Regions from separate parts of the Homo sapiens genome. Here region 2 is linked to region 1. The links are chromatin loops, found by intact Hi-C in ENCODE. Cell type or tissue: heart right ventricle. All regions are shown on one strand. Region 1 has its middle 180 kb from the start of CELF2-DT. Region 2 has its middle 130 kb from the start of CELF2-DT.

The links. Peaks named below come from ENCODE experiments on the same cell type or tissue, not always from the same donor. Only the 100,000 strongest peaks of a DNase experiment are listed, where the experiment ranks them.
Region 2: a loop joins it to region 1, with 2.3 times the contacts of the local background. A loop is called at or near these places in 1 of 110 quality-filtered maps.

What each region holds. Positions count from the first base shown.
Region 1 is chr10:10,640,550-10,645,549 of GRCh38, forward strand. It overlaps a transcript of CELF2 not described here. Among named protein-coding and RNA genes, the nearest start is that of CELF2-DT, 180 kb to the left of the region's middle. In heart right ventricle, no CTCF peak of the experiment used is centred here; DNase peaks (open chromatin) are centred at 2,372, 4,083, 4,162 and 4,824; H3K27ac peaks cover 3,881 bases.
Region 2 is chr10:10,589,240-10,594,239 of GRCh38, forward strand. It overlaps a transcript of CELF2 not described here. Among named protein-coding and RNA genes, the nearest start is that of CELF2-DT, 130 kb to the left of the region's middle. RefSeq lists enhancers at 1-373, 335-534. In heart right ventricle, no CTCF peak of the experiment used is centred here; a DNase peak (open chromatin) is centred at 2,528.

The DNA.
Region 1 (5,000 bases):
GTAATGGCTTGTTTGCACAGTGGTCCTACTCTGTAGTCTTGTGAGTTTCTTGAGGACAGAAATCATTTCTTGTATCTCTGAATTTCTAAGACCAGCATGTAGGCACTCAGTAAATATTTGTTGGATGGATGGATGGACATTAAAATGAAATTTGACACATAAATCTGTGCACCTTGTTAGCATTCTCATACTATTTTCAAAAAAAGAACAAAGGAAAGAAAGAAAAAATGTTTCTGTGACTTAACATGACAAAATCCTTGGTTTTATTTCTCATCGTCCACTGCTCTTCATCGCATGGCTGCATTGGCCCAGTTATGACAATGGATGGAAACTCCATTGGCCATCTTTGTTTCCCTCCACATTGCCTGTCACCTCATCTCATCTGCTTGGCTTTGAGGGCCAAAGAGATCTGTACTGGCTATAAGTCAATGACATGAGTATGATAAACCGTCTTTAAGGAAGAAGAAAAGTTTGCAAATCTCTGAACAGCATAACCTATGCTGTTGAGAACATGTGGTATGTCAGTCAGTCCTAACTTACTGACCGTTCTGGATAACTATGAAATTTCAACAGCTTCCCACAGTCTGCACTCATCAACAACAATAACCATATTTTTATTTAGAAGGCAGCATACGGTTGTGGGAATAATTCCGGTCATGTACAGGCAAACCAAGGTTTACATTCTATGGCTCCACTGCCTAATGCAACCTTCAGCACGTGACTTAGTTTCTGTTTCTCTGTCTGTAAAGTGGAAATCACGCAGTACTTTGTCCGGCTGTGCTCAGGAGGTAAACTTCATCGTGTATCTCTTTACTTGGCATGGTGTCTAGAATGTACTAAGTATTGTTTTTCTTCCCCTTACGGGTGTATTGCTACAGAGGTTTTTTTTTGTTTTCTTTTGTTTTTTTGAGACAAAGTTTTGTTCTTCTTGTCCAGGCTGGAGTGCAATGGTGGGGTCTCTGCTCACTGCAATTTCTGCCTCCTGGGTTCAAGTGATTCTCCTGTCTCAGCCTCCCAAGTAGCTGGGATTACAGGAGACCGCCACCACATCCAGCTAATTTTTGTATTTTTAGTAGAGACAAGGTTTCAAGGTTTCACCATGTTGGCCAGGCTGGTCTCACACTCCTGACCTCAAGCAATCTGCCCGCCTCGGCCTCCCAAAGTGCTGGGATTTCAGGAGTGATCCACTGTGCCCAGCCTATGGAGGTTTTAAAACAAATTTATCATTGACTAATTCAGTTTGCTCTTGTGTTTCTCATCTCACACCCCATCATGTTTAAAAATGGACAAAAATAAATACGAAAATTCAAGTAGGTAACTCTTAGGTTGCATTAATTCCCCCTCCTTTTTCTCACAATGGACTCTTCATCTTTTGCTATTATATCACTCTTATGCTGATTCTAGTAAGCTTCCAAACTAGGTCATAGAGCCTTGAGATAAAGGGCACTGTTTCTATTCCTTATTCTGAGTGCCTAGTGAGTGAAGACCTGGTGGAAGATAGTCAAGAAATGGATTCATTCATTCATTCAAAAAACAAGGCCATCATGGGGGAAAGGAAGACAGGAAGCTTGCCAGATATAGCATGAAGAGCAGAGAGGTCCAAGTCCTTTTGCTTTTGCAAGGATATTTATAATAGTCCCAAGATTATTGGATTTTCTACTATCTGAGGCAAATTCTTCCCCACTTTACACATTTATTGCCTGCCCAGTAGTTTGTCACTGTAGTGGTAAATCAAAAGGGATTCCAGACAGGTCACACCAACCTTCATACTCTCTCTGAATCACTTCTCCAGCACAGTCCCAAAGCCAGGCTGGTTAGCTTAAAGTTTATATTACCCAGCAGGCACAGAGTGTGGCATGGTTGCCTGCATTAAACAGTGATGTCACAGCCTGACGAGGAGGTTGTCTTTTTAGCAAGGAGCAAGAGGAAAATTGAAGCAACTCCAGAGAGAAAATGTTTATTGAAATGCAAATGAATCTTCCATGCATGTGCTTTAGCTCTTTTGAAACAGAAAATCTCTAAGAAGATAGCTGCATTTTCCTTGCCCCCTTCCCTCCTTGCTTATCTCTGCAAATGTTACAGGGCACTCATAATATGAAAATATGGAGGAATTTTGGAGAGAAAACACTTATTTTTAACAGGCATGCTTCCCCTAAAAATAGCAAAAGGAATGAATAGTAAAAGTTCCCAGAAGAGTACGTTGATATTGGCTCAAAATGATTCTTTTTCCCAATGGATCTGTGGACAGCAGTGGGTGCAGGTGGAGCCCTGCCCACTGCTTGGGTTGCACCGGCAGCCAGTGGTGGAGGCTGTGTGTTGATATCTGCAGGCCTGGCCTGCCATCTGACCCCGGTGTTGCCACTCCACATGGATTGCCTCTCAGCCAGCCTCTTCTCAGAGAACAAGGACATTCCTCATCTGTGTCTGTGGTAAACAGCAGTTGGGAGAGTTGCAGCTGGCTCAGCCCTTTGAGTTCTGCAGATAAGAAAGTTCTGTTGAAATGTAAAATATTTTTAAATGTTTTAACTGTCACATGGCTACACTCCCCATCATGCTGAACAGAGCCAGAAGAGGACAAACATGCATTTAAACATTTTGCTGGAGTGAACCCTTGGCAGGGTCAGGTTTCCATCAATGATGTAGTTCTTGTAAAGGTAGTGATAGGGTTTGACTGTGTCCCCACCCAAATCTCATCTTGAATTGTAGCTCCCATAACCCCCGTGTATCATGGGAGGGACCCAGTTGGAGATAGTTGAATCAGGGAGACAAGTTTTTCTCATGCTGTTCTCTTGGTGGTGAGTAAGTCTCACGAGATCTGATGGTTCTATAAAGCGCAGTTCCCCTGCACATGCTCTCTTGCCTACCACCATGTAAGACGTGACTTTGCTCCACCTTTGCCTTCTACCATGATTGTGAGGCCTCCCCAGCCTTGTGGAACTGTGAATCCATTAAGCCTCTTTCCTTTATAAATTACCCAGTCTCAGGTATGTCCTTATAGCAATGTGAGAATGGATTAATACAGGTAAATTTTTTGAAAAATTGGACCACAGAATTATAAATATTTCCCAGGTTTAGATCTGATTCTTTAGTCTAACACTATCATTTATAATGGAGGTTATAAAACAACATCTAAATATTGACCTCTATAGAGTTCCTTCTAGGGAAGAGGACAACAGGAGTTTCCTATAAACCTACCCAGCCTTCTCCTCAACCTGAAAGTGAACATCAATATTTTACTTTATGTCTTAACGTAGGCTCTGAAAATTTTAAATTGTGACAGTCTTAAGTGGCAATTTCTTAACTCTCATTTGCATGTTGAACCTTTGACACAGTTACAGTTTAGTGGGTTATAAATCGTAACCCATTAAATTAGTCAGTCAGAAATAATCTGTTTCTCCCCTGTCTTCCAAAAGTTAATTTCTTGGATGTTATCACAGCCCTAAGGTAAAAATGCAAGATTAAGGACATCATCCTGTCCTGGATCCCCAGCATCCCCCAAACCCAAGCCTTGCCTTTGTTTTCTACCAGCTGACAAAAGAGGTTTACCTGTGGCTGAAAACATGAGGCTGCAACTGAAGCTTTCTTTACAGACTCATGTCTCCTGTCTGCTGCCACGTGATAAATAGAATCTGTACTGCCTGACACTGGTGAACAGTGGGTGAAATGGATATTAGAAAAATCTCATTTATCTTCTGCTTTATTTCTTGATAGGGGTCCTTGTCACTAGGACTATTGTGTGACCAGCTCTGGAAAGGGCATCTCATTAGTTTTTCTTATCAAGATAGCAAGGTCCTTTTAAACAGCAAAGCACTTACATTTTAGATTCAATTAGGAAACTGCACAGTGTGTGTTCGTGTGTGTGTGTGTGTGTGTGTGTGTTTGCACTTCAGAGCTTCTTCCTGGAGACAGAGTAGTGTCAGCTTGATTCTTACAGGTCTGGTTTTCACCGCAGTTGAGCCCAGCAGGCACGTCACACTGAACCAAACCCTGTGACTCAGTATCCTCTGGCACAAAAGCAGCTGATAGACTCATCTTCATCTGCTTCCATGATTTTGTCTGAGGCAGGATCAGCCTGGGCGAGGTATAGGAAGCTGCCAGCCATCTGTGTAGCAAGGGATGTCCATGGATCTCTTTTCTGACGTGGTTTGCTAGAAAAATGAAACAAAGGCCCTATTTTAGCCCCACTAGTGTCTAAAGTATCTCCCCCCACGTCCTGGGCTTCCTTGCACACAGCGGGCTCTTCTGGCAAATGCACTTTGGAGCAGTTCACAGTTGCCACCCAGACAACTGGGAGAATGTCAGCAAATCAGCAGTGACTTAGAAAATGTCAGATGGGGTTCAACTTTTTCACATCATATTGAAAATCTCAGTGACAGGCGGATGAAGTGGGACAACTGTACGTCAAGGCACTGTGTGGAAAATTTAGCTGATACACTGAGAGAAAGCGCCTCTCTCCCAGCAGCTGTGAAAACAAACCAAAAACGAAAATATCCTGCCAGGGTTCTGAATGATCTCCTGGGGATACTGGCCTCTTTTGAAAGAACATGGATGCTTTCAGGACAGTAGGGTGCCATGTAGCTTGCTTATTCAGGGGGGATGAGATGCTGTTGGTTGGCAAGATTGAATCCCCCCTTGTTGAGTTCTGTGGAATCCCCCCTTGTTGAATACATGTTTCAGGGAGAAGCACCATTCACTTTCAGGGGCTGGCTGGATTGTTGGCAATTCTGTACTCCACCCTACTCACATAGGCCAGCCTTAGAAGACAGCCACTGCTCATGATTTACTTTTAAACCTTTGTCGCAATTGTGATTAAGAATTTGTGCCTGGGTGCGGTGGTTCATGCCTATAATCCCAGCACTTTGCGAGGCTGAGCTGGGAAGATCACCTGAGCCTAGGAGTTTGCGACCAGCCTTGGCAACATAGTAAGACCTAGTCTCTACCAAAAAATAGAAAAATTAGGCAGGCATGGTAGCACGCCCATGTAGTCCCAGCTACTCAGG
Region 2 (5,000 bases), 51 kb before region 1:
GAAAGGAATGTCTGGATGAAGATACAGGTTTATGGAAGCCAAGGTTCTATCATGCAGATGAAGCTTCCCACTTAAGAGACAATAGATGGCAAATGTTTCTTATCAGAGTTAAAGGATTTGTTCTACCAGTCTTAAGGTCTGTGTTGATGTTAATGGTAATAAGGCTTATCCAACTATCCCTTCCCATCATAGCCTCAGCTAGTTTTTCAGGTTAACTTTGGAATGCCCTGGGCAGAGAGGAGACATCCATTCAGATGGCTGGGGGACTTAGAATTTTAATTTTTGTTTCCAATTCGTACACCTTTCCTCAGTCTGAGCTAGGTAGCTGTGGCTGGTGCTGTTAACCCCATTTGAGAGAATGTGAAAATGAGACTCACAGGGGCTTAGTGATTCATTTCAGTCCACCAGGTGAGTGCCTGGCCAAGCTGGGGGTCATGGAAATTCATCCTTTCCCCCACAAGAAAAGACGTGAGTCACTGTCTTCACTGTTCACATGAGAAAGTCACAAGACCCAGAGAAATTAGGCAAATTCTCACACGTCATTCAGACAGTGAGTCGCAGAAAGGCTGGCTAGGATCCAGGTTATCTGACTCTGAGGTTTATAATCTTTCCTCTACATCATGCTGCTTCTAAAACCCTGGCTAAGGTCCTAGACTTCCCTCAGATACCAGGAGCAGTGTCCTTAAAACAACCCTAAAGTAGTGATTCTAGGGTGCCTACCTCTAAGTAGCCCATTTTTCAGTCCTGGCAGGAAATCTGGGACAGGTAGATTCAAGTCTCTGCCCGGGGTGCTCAGGAATCCTTCCATGGCCTTGTAGAGGTGAGGCCACTGTCTGGGGGTTTTATTTGCCTCCAGGGCTATAGAAACATGTGCTGCCCTAAGGTATGACATAGCAGGCATGTGAGTGCACACATGTGCATGCACACACACACACACACAGGCTTTTATAATCTCCCTCTATTTGGGGTGCAGAGATGGGAAGAAACATCATCTTAAAGTTAATTTGTTATTTTCTGTGGCAATGGGGTCAAGAAAAGATTGGCTATTTGAAACCCACAGATAATCCCCAGCCCTCTATTTTAGCCATTATTTTTTAACATTTCACAGAGGTGCTTATGAGCAAGGAAATGTGTAAAATGCACCCTGAAGCCAGAAAAACAGGAACCAGAACAATTCACAAACTGAATTATCAGCCCCAACTGGAGAGTAAGTTGTATAATAAAAGGCACAATTTTCAGTCCCAAATTGAGAGTAAGTGGTGTAATCAAAGACGGAATCACACTGGCTATTCTACCTCTAATTCCCTTCTGATAACTTTCCTGCCCTTTACTACCACCAGCCACGAAGGTACCCAGTGTCTCTGTGTTCCACCCTCAACTGCTCTGGACAGCCCACCTTGGCAGCCCAACAGGTCTGCCTTCCTGACCAAGCTCTGTCTCAGGTGTTCTCCACTCAGTTTCATGTTAGATCTACCAGCAAAGCTTGTGGAAAATACCAAGGACTGGCCCCTCCCTCATCAGTTAAGTCAGAAACTTTATAAATTCTTCAACTGATGCTTTTGCTAAAATCTAGGCTCTGGGCATTTCTTTTTTTCTGCCCTTTGTCCGTCAAAACTTATTTGTCTCTGTCTCATTCTTTTAAACCCTATTCCTCCAGGGCAAAATGCATGTGTTAAGTTGCTATGGTAGATGAATAAAATTGTCTATCCCTACTAAGCACAAAATAAATGCAAATTAAAACAATAAAGTAGACCTTCTCACTTATCACATTGATGATATTTTCAAACATTTAATTCCTGGTGTTCACGAGAATATAAAACATATACTCCTATTACCATTGAGTGACCATAAACTGATAGAATATATCTAAAAAAAGTGATTTCGTCATCTATGTTAAGACATAAAAGAGCTCAAACCCCATAACCTAGAAATTTCATTTAATTCATTAAAAGGAAAGAGAAGATATATAGAAAATTAATTATGGGAACATTCAATATTGCGTTATTTATAATATCAAAAATGATTTTTTAATGAAACATTTAATAATGGGATGGTTAAAGGTGTAACAGTGTATCCACTCTATGGAATAATATCAAAAGTTACATTTACAAATGTAGATAACATGGGTATATGCTTTCAGTACATTAATACTAGTGGGAAAAACAAAACACAAAGTTGGGCATATAGTAAGTATATATGTATACATACATATAGATGTATACATTTAAAGAAAGATGTGAAATACTGAATGTTTATCTCTTGGTGGTGGGATTAAAGGTAACGTTTATTCTTTTCTCCTTTAGATTTCTTTATTTTGTAAGTGTTGTGACAAACTGTGTTACTTTTATAATCAGGAAAAACCAATGTATATTTTATTAAAAATTACTGTAGAAATGGAGGTTTGATCTGTTTCCCTTCTCTGTTAAGACGTTTGCACTTTTTAAGGAAACTGACTTTGATTAGAACAAAGATTTTCCATGAATGGGAATCTGTGGCAATTCAGTTCCCAGCCACTCAGCGTCCACCGCCAAGAGAGGCTTTGTCACCAGTAGCTCTGCTGTGCCTCATTCCATGTGTATTTAGAACCCAAAGTCTCTCCTGCACTCAGTGTAAGGCATATTATCCTGGCATAGTGTGTGTTTGCTACCTGGGAGTCTATGTGTGTTCACACACACACCCCCACATACACACACATATCCTCTTGTAATTGGATATGTATTTGTTTCATTAAATTCACTCAGTCAGCAGTTTCTACACTAAACAGTCCCTGAGGCCAAAAGACAAAAAAAAAAATCCGTAATCAACATACTACTTTCAAGTGTGGAGTACCGACCTATTTATAAAAGGAAATTAAGTAAAACCGGTAATTATAACTAGCGTACAACCTTTCAACATAGTCAATGAGAAATGCAATTTGCTTAAAATAATGAGATACTCTGGCAGGAACAATCTGTTCATATGCTGTTCCCAAGAGCCTCAGGATGGAAACGAAGCCCTGGCTGACATTTGATACTATCTGTCAGTTTATCAACTCTGTCTCAGGGTGAGTTTTACGATGGTGCTAGGAGGTTTGGGATGGAAAAAGGAAAAAGAAGAATCTCTGGGTAGATTTTTTCTATCCAGTTACAGGAAACCTGTTAGAAAATGGATTCCGATTTCTATTTTAAACGCTTGAACAAGTAAAATAATCAACCTCAGACCTTCCTTTCTGTGGGTTTCATTTAGCACCTTCCATTCCTTCATACTGTCAGCCAACCCAAAATGTTAAAGTCTCTGACACACTGCTTTGCTGGCTACTCACGACTTCCTTTGACTAAAAGTCATCTGCATTTGTCTTTCAGAGTTCATATCTTATAAGATAAGACAAATACACAAAAGGTGAATTAAAGAGTGTCAAAACCAACTAATATCTACTGATTTGGGGAGCCTTTCCCTTAGCTAGTTACAGACAACCTCCTCCTGATTTCATTCATTCATTTCCTCAGTCACTCAGCACATTTTATTGGCTACTGCTAAGTGCCAGCCACTCTGCTAGAGGTTGGGGGTAAAAGGGAAGAAAGCATGGGGGCGTTGCGGTGTCCTCAAAACCCCCAGATCCTAGCAGGGGAGTAGACCCATGAACAAGACATTTGGAAGCGTGGTGATAGGGATTTTGAAAATGTTTAGAAAGGATACCTACCTAACCCCACGTGAAGGGCCATAGGGAAAGTTTAGAAGAGAAGTGTCAAAGAAGAAATATAAGACAAAATATAAACCAAGTAGCAAAGGATGAGTTCAAGTTAACCAGGCTGAGAGAAAGGGCATTCCCAGTGGAGGGCTCAACATGAGCAAAAGCAAGCAAGCCAGATCCACAGCCAACAAGCAGAGTGCTATTGTTAGGAACTGAAGTGGTGAGCAAGGAGTGGAGAGACATGATGGTAGGAGGGTCAGCAGATACATCAGTTGGATTTTGCTGTATAACAAATCACCCCAAAACTTAGTGGCTTAAAATAACCATTTTATTTACTTATGATCCTATGAGTGATTTGGGGTATCTTTTTGGTCTGGGCCAGCTTGGCCAGAGATGGAAGATCTAGAACGGCTTTGCTCATGCATCCAAGGTCTCCAGTAGAATGACTTGAGTGACTTCACATGGTCTCTCATCCTCCAGAAAGTTCACCTTGGATTCTTCATATGAAGATGAAAAGTTCTCAGAGATCCATGAGTATGCAAACCCCAATGCCCAAGCATCTCTCAAGTCTTTTCTTGCTTTGTACTTCCAAATGTCCCATTAGCCATAGCAAGTCACCGGCCAAGTCCACACTTAATATGAGAGAAGACCTCAAGGGTGTGGGCACAGGGAGGTGTGATAATATCACAGGCCAGTATTCTAGTAATCTACCACAAAAGGGAAGACCATTGAGGGTCCTGAGTGATACGCTAAGGAAATAGGACACTATTTTAGGCTTTAAACCAGGAAGATTTGTATTTTAAATGGACCATCTAGGCAACCCTGATTTCAAATAAATCATTGATTCTGTAATGAAAGCTCTGGAGATGGACAGAGCTGGATTTGAATCTTGGCTCCACCACATTCCACACATGAGACTTTGAGCAAGTTCTTTGACCTCTGCAAGCCTCAGTTTTCCCATCTGTGAAGTGGATACAATAACACCAAATGCATACTCCATAGGGTTATAGTGAGCATTACATATGGGGAGGCACATAAAACACACATAGTATAAAGCTTGTGATGAGCACCCATGATGCATTAGCCATCATGACTTCATCGTGATCATTATTATGGATTTGCAGATGATGGGCTGGGAGCAGTTACGATCCAGATACAGGAGTACAAGTGAGAGATGATAAAGACCTGAAATGGGCAATAACCGTGGAGGCGGAGAAGAGGTGATAGGTTTGAGAAATATTTTGAGTTTAGCATTGGCAAAACAGGAAAACTGATTGTACGTGGAACTAAGAACAAAAGAGACACAAGAGAAATCGCCAGATTTTCTAGC